Linked DNA regions of Homo sapiens: region 2 is linked to region 1. A link is an interaction called in ENCODE POLR2A ChIA-PET data of the cell type or tissue named here. Cell type or tissue: Caco-2. All regions are shown on one strand.

Evidence for each region. ChIA-PET counts read pairs that join two places held together with the same protein. Peaks named below come from ENCODE experiments on the same cell type or tissue, not always from the same donor. Only the 100,000 strongest peaks of a DNase experiment are listed, where the experiment ranks them.
Region 2: POLR2A ChIA-PET joins it to region 1 with 11 read pairs; 8 of 35 experiments call an interaction of 5 or more read pairs at or near these places.

The regions. Positions count from the first base shown.
Region 1 is chr12:57,015,001-57,023,000 of GRCh38, forward strand. TAC3 (tachykinin precursor 3) reads right to left here and starts at 1,529. Exons shown (of 7, transcript NM_013251.4): 1 at 1,387-1,529; 2 at 684-802. The coding sequence starts at 797. In Caco-2, no CTCF peak of the experiment used is centred here; DNase peaks (open chromatin) are centred at 1,625 and 3,631.
Region 2 is chr12:57,094,198-57,102,197 of GRCh38, forward strand. It overlaps NAB2 (NGFI-A binding protein 2), which reads left to right. Exons shown (of 7, transcript NM_005967.4): 7 at 415-1,279. The coding sequence ends at 524. It overlaps STAT6 (signal transducer and activator of transcription 6), which reads right to left. Exons shown (of 22, transcript NM_003153.5): 14 at 5,799-5,893; 15 at 5,570-5,706; 16 at 5,097-5,243; 17 at 4,818-4,881; 18 at 4,595-4,705; 19 at 4,308-4,400; 20 at 2,871-2,936; 21 at 2,653-2,781; 22 at 1,211-2,564. The coding sequence ends at 2,375. Among named protein-coding and RNA genes, the nearest start is that of NAB2, 9.1 kb to the left of the region's middle. RefSeq lists enhancers at 1-2, 1-43, 535-1,065, 1,610-2,446, 2,124-2,243 and 2 more and a silencer at 39-108. In Caco-2, no CTCF peak of the experiment used is centred here; a DNase peak (open chromatin) is centred at 7,844.

The DNA of each region.
Region 1 (8,000 bases):
CTCCCCCTGTACCCCTACCCTGACAATTCCTATTCTTTTTCGTAAAGGAACTGTGGAAATCGAGGCTCAATCTGGTTTTTTTGCTGTTGTTGTTTTCCTATCCTGACTAAGCAGAGGATAGAGGCGGGCAAGGGAGAAAAGAGAAGAAGGAAGGGGTTGGGATCTTAGAAGCACCTGAGGTTACTGGGGGTGGATGAGCAAAAGATAAGGGAATTTATTTGCATTTTGAAAATAAAACAATACACATAACTGATAGGTAAAATAGCACACAAATAACCATTTGGGAAAGAAATTCTGACTGTTTCATACCATCCAGGAAATAGAAGAGATCTGTCCCTTGCAAAGGGACCTGAGGTAGACTATAGAGAGCCTTAGACCACCCTAGCTCACCCCTCACAGTACCATCCAATCACCAAGTCTCCCATCAATCAACCCACCAAACAACATATTTGTAGGGCACCTTTTATGTACAAGGTGTCAAAGACATGCAGAGATACAGAGACACAAACACACCTGGAGACAGTGGGAACATGAAAGGACCAGAGAAACAAAGAAATCCAAAGGGAGGCAAAATGCCCTCTGACGGACAACCCCCCCACCCCAGTTTCCTCACTACAGCTGTCCAGACAGGCAGAGTCCCAAGTTCCCGTGATGTCCCCAGTACTCTGCCAGGGGAGACTTACCTTGCTGCGGCCCCCGCCAGGAACCACCTCCTCCTGTGGCTCCTTACAGACAGCCCCAAAGCTCTGAGCTAGGCTGAAGGCCAGGATGGCTGTGAATAGCAGCATGATCCTCATGGTGCCTGGGAGAGCAAAGGGACAGGACTCAGGTAAAGGAGAGAAGAGGAAGATACAGCATGGGTGAAGACACAAGAGACATTCATTACCAGCAGCTTGGCTTGACCCTGCTTCCCCAGCCCCCAACTCCACTGTCCAAGCCCTGGTCTGGAGAGAGGGTGGAAAGTATTTCTGAGAAGGGGGTACAGCCCTTGGGCTTAGTTTCCCTGCTACCCCATCAGATATCTCCCCAGGAGATGTGCAATGCTATAGTGGTGCCAGGAGGACTCTAGCTCCCAAGAAAGATGATAGATTTGTAGGACATGGACTGGTCTGTTTCCTCAGTCAGCTGGAGGAGGGATCCTGGATGCTATTTTCCAGTACTAGATAATCCCAAGACTTAGGCAAAAACTTTCTGGTATGAAAGAATGAGTCTGTAGCCACAGGCTCCAAACACCAACCAGCTCTCGGCCCTACAGGTGCTTTGTGCTCACCTTCCCAGTCCCCTGCTCCCCTATCAGAGGCTGCCATCTGCTTTATTCCCTCCTGACGCTGGCTCCTGTCCCCTGGTGCCAGCTCTGGTCCATCCAGCATTCTCCCACTTGCCTACCTGTGGAGCAGCTCTGTGCCGGGGGCTGGGTGGTCTGGCAGGATCAAGGAACTGGCTAGGACCGCTGCCTGCTCCCCTCACACACTGGTGCTGCCGGTGCTCCTGCAAAGAGAGAAACCGAGTGGAGGGGATCTAGGAAGGCTGCAGTCACTCAGTCCCAGCTCCCTGATAAAGGCTCTGGGAGGGTCTAGGGGAGCTGAGGGGAGGGGCTGAGAGTCACCAATCCCAGGGTGGCTGGAGGGGAGGCGGGGAGGCTGTAGGGGGGAGGAGGATGCAGACAGTAGCCACACACCCAGACACACACATACCCCACAGACCCAGCAGTGAGACCATTTCCTAACAGCACCCGAGCTGGCTGCTGTGTATGGTTTGTGTACAGTTTGACACTGCTGGGGCTTAGAGGACAATACTCCAAAATGAAGGCCTCAATAGCCGCCTCAGAAGCAGAAGTTTTTCTCTGACCCTCTCTTGTCCTCTTGTCACTCGGTTCCATTCTCCCCCAAGACCAGCTATAAAAACCAGAACCCCTTTGCCCCAAAGCCAGCCATAAAACCTAAAATTACTCTATGTAAAAACTGGCCAAAAAAATTATCTGACCGGCCGAGTGCAGTGGCTCACGCTTGTAATCCCAGCACTTTGGGAGGCCGAGGCGGGCGGATCACGAGGTCAAGAGATCGAGACCATCCTGGCCAACATGGTGAAACGCTGTCTCTACTAAAAATACAAAAATTAGCTGGTCATGGTGGCGCGTGCCTGTAATCCTAGCTACTCGGGAGGCTGAGCCGAGATTGCACCACTGCACTCCAGCCTGGTGGCAGAGCAAGACTCCATCTAAAAAAAAAAAAAAATTCAGAAAAGATGACACTCACCCCTTTTTTGGGGTCTCCTACTTTCGTTGTGGAGTTTCACGAGTCATGGGCAGATTCTTCTCAGGTCTAAAGCTCTGCTCTCTTCTACACTACATTACCTAATCTCTTTGGTTTTTGAGGATGCCAAAAATAAATTACTTTGTATTATTTAAAAAACTAGACATATAGCTAGTCATATATAATAACTAGATAAAAAATACAGTTTTAGAGATGACTTATGACAGTTATTCACAACAAAGTATTACTACTATACAGGGCTACTTATTTCTTCGTGCATTTAAATTTTTAAAAACATGGTCTGGGGCACCTAAAGACAATGAAAGCACTCACCATTGAGGATGAAACTCCCATTAAAAATAGGCTAAGCACGCCAGGCATGGTGGCTCACGCCTGTAATCCCAGCACTTTGGGAGGCCGAGGCGGGCGGATCACTTGGGGTCAGAAGTTCGAGACCAGCCTGGCCAACATGTTGAAACCCCATCTCTACTAAAAATACAAAAAATTAGCTGAGCATAGTGGCTGGTGCCTGTAATCTCAGCTACTTGGGAGGCTGAGGCAGGAGAATCGCTTGAACCCACGAGACAGAGATTGCATTGAGCCGAGATCACGCCATTGCACTCCAGCCTGGGCAACAGAGCAAGACTCCACCTCAAAAAAAAAAAAAAAAAAAAGACTAAGCACAGAGTGGGCTAATCGGCACTGGGCTGCCTGCCAGCCTTGGGGGAGCATCTTTACAGTGGGGCACTCGATAAAAATGCCACACATCTCGTCCCATGACATTTCCCTCTTTTGGGGGGCCTAGGATTCAATATAAAAATGAGATCCTTGATTAGGGGGGTTCTGTATTCTGCCTTCCAGCTATGCCTGCTTTACCCATTTAAATATGAGGCCCTAAAACCTATGTTTTCTTCCCCCTTTTTATTAAAGGGCTCCACCCTAAAGGCAATAATCTAATTAAAAAACAAGCTAGTTAAAAAGCCCAAAATACAACTTCCTAAAAAAAAAAAAAAAAAAAAAAGGCCGGGCACAGTGGCTCACGCCTGTAATCCTAGCACTTTGGGAGGCCGAGGCAGGTGGATCACAAGGTCAGGAATTTGAGACCAGCCTGACCAACAAGGTGAAACCCTGTCTGTACTAAAAATACAAAAATTAGCTGGGCGTGGTGGCACACCCCTGTAATCCCAGCTACTCAGGAGGCTAAGGCAGGAGAATGGCTTGAACCCAGGGGGCGGAGGTTTCAGTGAGCCAAGGTCACGCCACTGCACTCCAGCCTGTTGACAGAGAGACTCCAGCTCAAAAAAAAAAAAAAAAAAAAAAAAAAAAATCTGACCTACGTTATTTGACTTAGGTCATAAAACCTCCATTCCAGAGAGGGTCCTGCCCCACACCAGAAGGAAGGAATGAGAGAGGCTAGGAGGAATCTCAACAGACAGGCCTTGCTGGGTTTCCCCACTCAGTCTGTTAACATTAGATCGTGCCCTTTCTGTCCAGTCATATTTCTACACAGCTGTCCATACTTTGTTAAACCTAAACATAAAAATAGACAATTTCCCCTATAGCTTCAAGGCTTCATTCTAAAGGCTCCCATTCGTATTTAATAAATTTGTATGCCTTTTTCCCTATTAATCTGCTTCATGTCAGTGATTTTCACTGAAACTTTAGGGGGCCAAGACCACAGTTTGGCATCACAAATAAGACCACCAAAGCTATTGTGCTTTTCTGGAAGCCACAGAGAAGGAAATACAGGAACCTGGCAAGCCAGCAGAGGAGTGAGAATTTCCTGCCAGACTCCCAGTTTTCCAGTTTTCCTCTCTCTGTGGACTCTGGATGAGTGGACAGTAAAAATCATTGTTTCCCTTTTCCTTTCCAAATGTAAGATTAATGAGAGAACAGGTTTTGTGTGTGACTAACCTTGGTATAGTGAGTCTGATATATTTTTTAGTACTTTGTGGTATAAGTATTCATAGTTTGACCCCATTCCCTTCAGAAATAGCTTTTGTTGTTGTTGTTGCCATTTTCCTTTCAGAAATAGCTTTTTTGTTGTTGCCGTTTTCCTTCGTTTTTGTCTTGTCTTTTGGTGTTCTGTCATAAGGAGGGGTACCCTAGGGTAGAACAGGCCTGCAACCCACTGTTTGAACTGGCCCTGCAAACTGGTCAGTTTCGTGGTTCTGGTTATGCTGACTTCTGTTATGACAAACTTTGCTGCCAGTCCCTGAAATAAAAACAGGGTGAGAGGTTTCCCTCTTGTCTCATGTCCTTGAGAGCATGACGTGACTAGATGGGGATATTCCCGCTTGGTCTCCACCATCCAAAGGATGTGATTTTTCAGGTAACATCACAGCCAGTATGAAAAGATTGGGAGCCCAACACATGTATTTTCAAACATTCCAAGCTCCTAGGGGAGTTTTGTCTTACAAGGTCTCATCCCTCCTGGGCTTCTGTTTTCTTTGACATAAAGAAAACTTTGGATTAAGTTGCTATTGGAATTAAATACCCCATTAAAAATTCTAATTGTCAATGGCCAAAAGATAAATCCTTTAGACTAAAATTCCTAAATTTAAAAAAATTACTTGTTCTAAAGAATTGATAGATCAAATTAAAAGGACACATAATAGTGTCACAGCTATCCTTAACAATTGTCTTGATTAAATTAAAGCACAAAAACCTGACCTAAAACAATTACACTCAAACTGCCACTTTGGATTCCATACAAAATTAACAATGGAGGCTGCTCCATTTTACAGTTTAATAATTAAAATTCCCACCGTGGCTTAGGGTTTCCTTCCTAATCAGAAATCAGTCCTTTTCGGCTTAATATTTATGTGACTTTTAAAATATCAGCATTTGTCCCAACTAAAATCTGGTAACAAGAGATTTAAGGTGAGTCGCAGTGGCTCACACCTGTAATCCTATCACTTGGGAGGCCGAGACAGGCAGATCACTTTAGCCCAGAAGTTGCCCGGACTTGAGACCAGCCTGGGTAACAGGGCGAAACCCCATCTCTACAAAAAGTTTTAAAGGAGGAGAGAGACAAATTTAAAAGAATTTTTGTTAAAGAGCTCCATGGTTAGAAGTCAGCTTAATTAAAAGCTAATATTCAAGCTATGTGTATATTTTTAAAGCCTTCTGTGTTTTCTCTTTAAATCCTATTTTAAAAAATTTTGTTCAGTAGACTAAAATCTTTTTTTTAAAATGTGTTTGATGTCTCTATTCACTTCCTTTCTTAAAAACTATCCTCCCATTTACTTTTACTCCACCCTATTCCTCCTTCCTCTTTGCCATCTTCAATACCACATTTTTAAAAAATCTAGAAAAGACTTCTAATGACTCAGACTCCTTAAAAAACTCAGAAAAGGCCAGGTGCAGTGGCTCATGCCTGTTATCCCAGCACTTTGGGAGGCCAAGGCGAGCGGATCACCTGAGGTTGGGAGTTCGAGATCAGCCTGGCCAGCATGGTGAAACTCGGTCTCTACTAAAAATACAAAAATTAGCTGGGCGTGGTGGCACACAGCTGTAATCCCCACTACTCAGGAGGTTGAGGTGGGAGAATCACTTGAAGCCGGGAGGCAGAGGTTGCAGTGAGCGGAGATCGTGCCACTGCACTCCAGCCTGGGCGACAGAGCGAGACTCTGGGTGACAGAGCAAGACTCCGTCTCAAAACAAAAACAACAACAAAAATTCCATTTGTAAAGGCATCTCCCTCTCTACACCCAAACCTCCAAAACCTTTTAGAATAGAAAAGACAATGGCTTAAAATTTAGATAACTTTACCTTTATTTAGATCTAAATTCTATGCCTTTGAAATATACATTTTCTACCTTATTTCATCTAAAAGTCATGTCTTAGAGATACAAGTTTAGAGTTGCCTAGTTAATAATTAAGACATAAAACAGATAATTTAAAAATTGATAGTCTGAAGTTGGGGAAAACTACCTAGAAACTGACAAATAAAAAATCTGGTCTGGCGTAGTGCCTCATGCCTGTAATTCCAACACTTTGGGAGGTCAAGTTAGGAAAATTTCTTGAGCCCAGGAGTTCAAGACCAGCCTGGGCAAGATGGTAAAACTCCCCATATCTACAAAAAATACACGAATTAGCCAGGCATGGTGGCACGCGCCTGTAGTCCCAGCTAGCCAGTCAGGTAGAAGGATTGCTTGAGCCTTGGAGGTCAAGGCTGCAGTGAGCTGTGATGGCACCACTGCACTCCAGCCTAGATGACAGAAGGAGAACCTGTCTCATTAAAAAAAAAAAAAAAAAAAAAAGTATAAATCTATAAGCTCTACTTCTGTTTATGTGTCTATATATTTATATGTGCCTGTGTATGTAATGTTCCATTATCAAAATATATAAAAGAGCTCTAATTAATTCAGTTAAAAAAATGCTTAAATCAAATATTTTATTAAAAAATAAAAACTTTAACTCAAATGTCTGTTTAATTCACATTACTTTGTAAACCAAAAGTAAAATCCTAAAGCTCCCTAACCATCCGAATGGACCACTCCTCACAGCCAAGGGTGTTCTAAAATTAACCTGAAAACTAGGTCAGGCCATGATGGGAAGGGGGAACCAGACCCTCCTCCCTTCTGGAATTAATGATAGAACAGACGTAGTCTGATAAGAAACATACATTCATTTATTCATATATTTTTATTTATTTATTTTTTGAGACAAAAATGCCTCTTACTAAATAACTGATTACTCATATCATATAGAGGCCTGGCTTTGGTGGAAGCCCATCTGCAACACACTGCCTAAAATTAGACACAACTAATAACTATTTAACTAGACTGGCCTATTCTCAGGACTAAGAGACTAGTTCCATGGCTTATAAGACAATTCACCAACTCAATTTCTGGACTATAAAATTTCTTTAAAATTTTTCACACCGAGGAATGCTGGGGCTCAGAAGACAATACCCTAAAATGAAGGCCTCAGTAGCAGCCTCAGAAGCAGAAGTTTTTCTCTGACCCTCTCCTGTCCTCCTGTTGCTGGGTCCCATTCTCCCCCAAGGCCAGCTATAAAAACCAGGACCTCTTTTCCCCAAAGCCAGCCATAAAACCTAAAATTACTGTATGTAAAAACTGGCCATAAAAAATTATCTGACCTACCTTATTTAACTTAGGTCCTAAGATCTCCCCATTCCAGAGAGGGTCCTGCCCCATACCCAGAAGGAAGGAATGAGAGAGGCCAGGAGGAATCTCAACAGGCCTTCCTGGGTTTCCCCACTCAGTCTGTTAACATTAGAGCATGCCCTTCTGTCCAGTCATATTTCTACACAGCTGTCCATACTTTGTAAAACATAAACATAAAATTGGCGATTTCAGGCTGGGGGCGGTGGCTCATGCCTATAATCCCAGCACTCTGGGAGGCCAAGGCGGGCGGATCACAAGGTCAGGAGTTCCAGACCAGCCTGGCCAGCATGGTGAAACCCTGTCTCTACTAAAAAATACAAAAAATTAGCCGGGCATGGTGGTGCGTGCCTGTAGTCACAGCTGCTCAGGAGGATGAGGCAGGAGAATTGCTTGAACCCAGCAGGCGGAGGTTGCAGTGAGCCGAGATCATGCCACTGCACTCTAGCCTGGCAGACACAGTGAGACTCCATCTCCAAAAAAAATAAATAAATAACTGGCAATTTCCCCTATATCTTTGGGTCTTCATTCTAAAGGTGCTCATATATACATATTAAATAAATTTATCTACCTTTTCTCCTATAAATCAATTACTCTCATGTCAGTGATTTTCAGC
Region 2 (8,000 bases), 79 kb after region 1:
GATTTGGCTACCAAAAAACTTGGGGGGCCATGGTAGAGTGGCCTGGGAGGGGCCTGGGAGGGGGCCAGGGATGAGTGGGGGTGGCAGAGCTTGGGAAGGGGGGAGGGGAGAGGTCAGAGCCAAACCACCCCCGCAGCTCCTGACAGAACCAGAAATTCCAGCGCAACCGAGGAGGCGGGAGAGAAAGAGAGAGAGACAGACAGAGACAGAGCTACGCACAGCCAGGGAGGGGAGGGGGCTCACACACATGGGAATGGAACCCCCCATACACATGCAGTGGGCAGGAGGCAGTAATTCAATAAACCTAAACTGAGCCCATCTTCACAGCTTTCTTTGCCCCTGCTTCTGTTCCCAACCACCTCTGTCTGCAGCCAGTCACCCTGCAGTCTCCTAACTGCCCCCTTTTCCCTGCAGAGTTCGAGGAAGGGCTGCTGGACAGATGTCCTGCCCCAGGACCCCATCCCGCGCTGGTGGAGGGTCGCAGGAGCAGCGTGAAAGTGGAGGCTGAGGCCAGCCGGCAGTGAGGGTTGGACTGGTGTCTTCAGACCCAGGACCTCAGACTTCTGGCTCACACAGACCCCCACGCTCTCCATCCCCGGAATCTAGTCACAACCCTGGATCCTTCCTCTGCCCTTCTCCTGCCTCCCCACCTGCTCCATGGGCATAAGACTGTGGGGCTTCAAGCAATAACAAGCAGAGGCCTGGAGAGAGGACACAAGGAGGGTGCGTGGTGCCCTCACCCCTGCCCAGAGCGAGGGGGCAAGGACTCTGCCTCCAGGGCATCTGGGGTTTTCCCCTCCCTCACACAACACACTCCCATTCTCTTTAGGTTTGCACCAGTGGTGTGAGCAGTTGGACTCAGTTTGGACAAGGGGGAAAGGGGGACTTCCCTGGGAAGGTCCAGCTAAAAGTGGCAACATTTGCCCCCAGAATTGGGGGCCTGGGAACACTGGACCTGCTCCTTCTCCCCTCTCCTTCCCCGTTTTTGTGCTTCTGGTTTGTTTCTTTAATTAATTTAACAAGTGCTGCAGTTTGCCCTCCCATTCCCATCTATCCCCCAAGTCCTTTGCAATTTCTTCCCTGCCCTACATAGGGGCGGTGGGTGTGGGATCCCTTCACTGGCCCCCTCGGGAGGCCTGGGTTGGACTCAGGGTCTCCTCCAGCTGGGGGCTGGACCGCAGCACCTATCTGAGCAGTTAGAGCGTCTTTCTTTTCAGATTGTGTACAGTAGATTATTTATTTTGTTATTTTGGAATAAAATTTATTTTATGGCTTAGGATCTATGACCCCTGCCTTGAGAGGGAGAATGGGATAGGGGAGTGAAGGGAAGCTGGCGGTGGATGGGGCAACAGAAAAGATGCAGCAGGCAGGGCCCTCTCATACACTGGAGGGCCACATGGCCAGGCCTGGACCCAGACTCTCACCCTGGCTCCCAGGCAGCATTGGAGGTGTGGAGCCATACGTAGATGTCACAGCCACTTGGACCCACTTGGGCACAGTCAGACTCCAAATTCAGAGTATTTGGGGGTTAGCATATGTCAGAGAGGCCAGCACACTTGCTGCTGTCTTCTGTGCAGTGTCTCACCCTCCCAAATTTGTGTTGTCACGTAGGCAAAAGCAGATAGACACATGTTCTATGTGGTCATGCAACTAAGGTGCCAGCTATACATTTAACATATCCTAGGTACATACACGTTCACACAGCTATACACGAAGAATCTCAGCCCTTGTACTTTTGCATAGTCTCATACACGTATCAGAAGCCTCCACCTGGCTAACAGGAATTTGGGGCTTTGGGAGATTTTTTAATCAGGGCAAAACCTGTACTAGTAACCACATGTCCAGACCCCTCCTATGCTCCCACCCAGGGTCCCTTGAGCTGCTTCCCATTCCCCTAGGGCTGAGACCCAATATCCTCTATCCCTGGCCTCTAGTGTAAATGTGTCTGTATGTTCCTGCCTATCCGTCCTAGGCCCTGGGTCAGAATGGGCGGAGAAGCCTTCCATGCCCTAACCTGTGCTCTTACCCAGCCCCCCTCCTGCTCAGCCCCATCACCCTCAGAGAGCTCTGTATGTGTGTGTGCGTGCGTGTGCGCGCTGCAGGTGCAGGCATGTTGGGGTGTGTCTCAGAGCCTGAACTTCCCTTCCAGTCAGTGCTGGAAGGAGGTGGGCAGGGGAATGATAGAAAGGAAGGAGTGGATTGGCTCCACCCACTGTGCATTCTCCTGTTAGTCTTTTCCTCCTGACCCAGGAGTAGGTGGGGATAGGAGGGCACCCTCCCCATCTGCTGCTTGGCAGGGCATGAGCAAGTGTCCAGAGCAGGTCTGTGGGGGTAGTAGAAGAGCTGTCTCTTTGGGTTCTCCCTCCAGCTGGGATCACCAACTGGGGTTGGCCCTTAGGTCCATGTGGGACATTGAGATCCCAGATTGCCCATAGTGGGAGGGCTGCAGGAGGGGCTGTGCCCCCAAGGACCCTCCCCCCGACTCCCCTTGCCCCTCCAGGAGAAGCTTAGTGAGGTCCTGTTCAGTGGGAGGCAGCAGAGGAGGGAATATGTCTTCACCAATCCTGCAAGGAGATGGGAGAAGCAGTGGAGTAGGCATGGCGCCCACTCCCCTAGATGCCACCCAGCCTCCACTCCCAAGCTGCCACTCACCAAGTGCCCTGAGGAAACGCTGTCACTGGCTGGCTCAGGCAGCTGTCTTCCACCATGGTCACATCTGAGCAGAGCAGGGGGTCAGGGCTGGACACAGCATGCTCCTGAGGCTGGCACGGCAGCAGGCCCCTGCCAGGAACCAGCAATGGAAATAAGGAGAGCGGGGCAAGGCCAGGAAAGAAGAGGCACATGGGGTCAGGAGGGGCTTTGTCACTCACTGGGGGTGAGGCTGGTCAAAGGGCAGGCTCATCTGGCCCAGGCTGGGGGGCATCTGCAGGTGAGGCCTGGAAGTAGGGAGAGCACAGTTAGAGGAAGGCAGGCTAGGCAAATGCAGAGTGGTGCAAAGTCAGGACCACTGAGTGAGGAAACAAGCTCCAGCTCCTTATCCTGACTTAGTCATGGCCTGGGCAAGCTATTTCTATGCTCTGAGCTCAGTCTTCTCATCTGTAAAATGTGCGTGTTATGGGGGTGGATTAGCCAATTTCTAATGTTTCTTTGGACTCTGAACTTTGGTAGTTCTTAAGTCCCCAAGTCCTCACTCCCGCCTCACCTTCTGGGAAGGGAGATGTTGTGTCTTGACTAAGTTAATAAGCACCCGAGTGTCATACTTCGGGAAGAAAAATGTCTAGGCCATTTCAAGGCCAAAACAGATGAGTAAACAAAAACCAATACAGCAGAGAAGTGACAGTGGCTCTCAGGGGCAGGACAGAAAATAATAATAACAGTCATGCACCACATTAACGACATTTCTGTCAACTACAGACCACAGTGGTCCCATAAGATTATAATCAAGGCCAGGCAGAGTGACTCACGCCTGTAATCCTAACGCTTTGGGAGGCCGAGGTGGGAGGATCACTTAAGCCCAGGAGTTTGAGACCAGCTTGGGCAGTAAGTGAGACCTTGTCTGCAGAAAAATCTTAAAAAAGAATTAGCCGAGTGTCGTGGTGCACTACAGCAGGAGGATTGCTCGAGCCCAAGAGGCGGAGGTTGCAGGGAGCTAAGATCGCACCACTGCACTCCAGTGAGTGAGACCCTGTCTCAAAAAAAAAAAATTATAATCAAGCTGAAAATTCCTATCACACAAATATTTACCATTATGTTACTATTTCCTTATACTATTCAGAACAGTATCATGCTGCTCGGGTTTAAAGCTAGGATCAATAGGCTACACAATATAGCCTCAGTGTATAGTAGTCTATACCATCTAGGTTTGTGTAATTATACTCAATGGTATTCGCATAATTATGAAACTGCCAAAGACAGAAAATGCTCCTTCATTAAGTGATCCACGACTGGACTTACACAGCTTTTGCTATGAGCCATGCACTATGCTCAGCTTTTTAAGTGTTATGAACTCATTTAATCTCCACAATAATGCAGTGAGGTAGGTTATTATTATTAGCATTATTATCCCCCATTGTGCAGATAAGGCACCAAAGGCTAAGTAATTTGCCCCAAACCAGTAAGTGGTGGAGCTAGAATTCAAACCTAGGCAGTCCAGATCTTAACTACTACCCCCTCATTAGAGTGGACAGAAGAGAAGAAGACAGGCTGTTAGCATTTGCTGCTCCTTTCTCACAGAAGAGCCTCTTCTAACAATTCAAATGCCCACCCCCTTAGAGTGGGATGGTATCCCCATGAGGTTTTTCACTTACTCCTGGAAGGCTGACAACACGTTGACTGATTCTTCTGGGGAGAGGCCTTGATACGGGGGGATGGAGTGAGAGTGTGGTGGGTACACCTGGGGCCTGGGGAAAGAAAACAGACCCCCTGATGCCAGCCCTTCTCCTGGACACCACCACACCCTGCTTTTGAACAGGTGTCCCTCTCATGGAAAGGAAGATTCCCTGTTCAGCCCCCAGTGCCAGCTCTCCCAGCTGCCCATGCTAAGATTAGCCCATCTGCACAGACCACTCCCATTCCTGTCTTTCCAGCTCCTTACACCATATCTGGGCCAAGCTGCATGCTCATGGAGGAATCAGGGGCCATTCCAAGGTCATAAGAAGGCACCATGGTAGGCATCTGGAGCTCTGGGGTAGGAAGTGGTTGGTCCCTGGAGGAGGGAAGGAGGTACATGTGACTGACCAAGGGTTGATGCCACCCCTCCTTCCTGCAGATAAGCACTAAGCCCCTGACCTACCCACTGTCCATACCACCACACTCACCTTTCCACGGTCATCTTGATGGTAGCTGGGACATAACCCCTGCCATCCTTACCCATCTGTTCAGCTGTTGTGAGAAGGAAAAGACAGCCATGGAGTGCTCTGGGGTTAGGGAGGAAGGGAGGTGGAAAAGGTGGGCATGGATCATGGGGAAGTAAGAGAAGCACAGCTATGAAATAGGGAGTGACATCAGGATGACACGCGGGCAGGGAGAGGAGGGCAGCGGGGAGCAGGGAGGAAGTGGGTGACAGGAAGGAATCAGAGCTGCCAGTTCCAGCTCACGCTTGTAGTGGCTCCGGAAAGCCTCATCCTTGGGCTTCTTGGGATAGAGATTTTTGAGCTGAGCAAGATCCCGGATTCGGTCCCCCAGTGAGCGAATGGACAGGTCTTTGGCAGAGAATGGCTGGATGTTCTCTATCTGTGGAGAGCCTATGGTAGGAAGGAGACCCTGAGATCCCTCTGTCCGGACTTTCTTCCCCTTCCCCAACCCCTACCATAAGACCTGTTCTCACTCCACCAAGGCAAGGGAGAGAGGACCTAGGGTGGGGCTCCTGAGGGAGAGAGACCCACTAGTCTCCGTTCCCACAGAGCTCACAGTGAGAAGGTGAACATTTAGACCACAGAAGGAAGAAGAGAAGCTGGAAGAACTTCCTGAAGATCAGGATCGGCATCAGGAAGGTCAGGACATTTCATTCCCAGAAGAAACCCCAGAGGGCACAGGCACAGAGACAGAGGACTGGCTGGGGTGGCCTCACCATCCTGGCCCCGGATGACATGGGCAATGGTGATGCCCCCAATCTCTGAGTCGCTGAAGCGGAGGAGAAAGGTTCCGTCGGGCTCATTGAGAAGAAGGCTAGTAACGTACTGTTTGCTGATGAAGCCAATGATCAGCCTGGCCGGGATGAAGGAGAGGATGGGGCATGGGCAGTGAGTATGGAGGTGACTGGTGTATGGCTGCTCAGACTACCCAGGGTGGGGACTCACCGGTCAGACCAGTAGCTCCGGAGACAGCGTTTGGTGAGGTCCAGGACACCATCAAACCACTGCCAAAAGGTGAAGCCACGGCCCAGCAGGATCTCCTAGGGGGAGAGGGGGAAAGGTGTGAGCCGAGGGAGGGCCAGAGCTGGAGCCTGTTTAGGGCAGGCAGTGAGCTGTGAGTGCCCTCACGACAGAATCACAGGGCTGAGGATCAGACCGAACCTGAGACTCCATCAATGACAACGACCAATCCTAATGCTTACACGTGCCAGCCACTATTTCAAGCCTTTCCATATATTTATTTGCTCTTTACCAGGCTATGGAAGTAGGGATTATAATAATTCCATCTTACAGATGAAGAAATGGAAGTCCAAAAACGTCGAATGACTTGCCCAGGTCTACATAGCTGGTAAGAGGCAGAGCTAGGATTTAAACCCAGGCATTCTGGCCCTGGAGCCCCTCTTAACTACTATGCTACACCCTCTCCCTAAGGAGGTGTGGCAGAGGTGACGCCCAAAGGAAGGTAACCTGCTGGGTGTGACTGTCTTGCTCCCTTTAGCTAACACACCCTCTGGTCACATGAGCATTTCTTTCTTCTCTTTAAAGATTCTGTCTCACACAAAAGAAAGAAAAAGAGAGAAAGAGAAAGAGAAAGAAAGAAAGAAAGAAAGAAAGAAAGAAAGAAAGAAAGAAAGAAAGAAAGAAAGAAAGAGAAAGAAAGAAAGAAAGAAAGAAAGAAAGAAAGAAAGAAAGAAAGAAAAGAAAAAAAAACCAAAACATAAAATAACATAATATAACATAAAATAAAAGAGCAAGAGTCAGAAATATGTGGTTCTCTCCTAGCCATGGCACTCACCTGCTTTGGGAACTTGAACAAACTACATAACCCTCTGAGCATCAGATTCCTCATCTGTAAAATGGGGATAATAATAGTATCTACCTCAAAGAGATGTTGGGAGGATTAAGTGAGATAACATACATAAGGTGTTAAGCACAGCGCCTGGCATATAAGCTGTCAACACGTGGTAGCTGGTATTACTGCACATGTCCCTGTGGGATTTTGTTCAGTTTTTGCAACAGGAATTCTTTTTCTTTCTTTCTTTCTTTCTTTTTTTTTTTAGACAGAATCTCATTCTGTTGGCAGGCTGGAGTGCAGTGGCACAATCTTGGCTCGCTGCAACCTCTGCCTCCCAGGTTCAAGTGATTCTCCTGCCTCAGCCTCCCGAGTAGTTGGGACTACAGGCATGCGCCACCATGCCCAGGTAATTTTTGTATTTTTAGTAGAGACGGGGTTTCACCATGTTGGTCAGGATGGTCTCGATCTCTTGACCTTGTGATCCGCCCGCCTCAGCCTCCCAAAGTGCTGGGATTACAGGTGTGAGCCACCACACCTAGCCTTTTTTTTTTTTTTTTTTGATACAGAGTCTTGCCCAGGCTGGAGTGCAATGGTTTCATCTTCCCTGCAGCCTCTACCTCCTGGGTTCACCTCCTGCCTCAGCCGAGTAGCTGGGATTACAGACGCAAACGACCACTCCTGGCTATTTTTTTGTTTTTAGTAGAGACGGGGTTTTGCCATGTTGGCCAGGCTGGTCTCGAACTCCTGACCTCAGGTGATCTATCCGTCTCGGCCTCCCAAAGTGCTGGGATTACAGGCATGAACCACCATGCCTGGCCTTTTTTTTTTTTTTTTTTTGAGACAGAGTCTTGCTCTGTCACCCAGGCTTGAGTGCAGTGGTATGATCTCAGCTCACTGCAACCTCCACCTCCTGGGTTCAAGCAATTCTCCTGCGTCAGCCTCCCATGTAGCTGGGATTACAGGCATGTGCCACCGCAACTGGCTAATTTTTGTATTTTTAGTAGAGATGGAGTTTCACCATGTTGGCCAGGCTGGTCTCAAACTCCTGACCTCAGGTGATCCACCCACCCCGGCATGTCAAAGACTGGGATTACAGGCATGAGCCGCTGTGCCCGGCCAGGAACTATTTTTCCAACAGGTCAAAGTCACTTTGAATCAGAGCTCTGTTTACACACAACCTGGGTGAGTCATGCAAGTCACTGGTAAAGAGGAAGGACAGATGGCCCCCAGACCAAAACCTCAGGGATGTCAGAGAACGCATCTCCAGAGCCAACCCCCAGGCCTGGGGTTTTTCCTCCCTGGTCCATGACAGGCCTTCCTAAAGGACCTGAGGGGGCACTGTGGAGAATCCA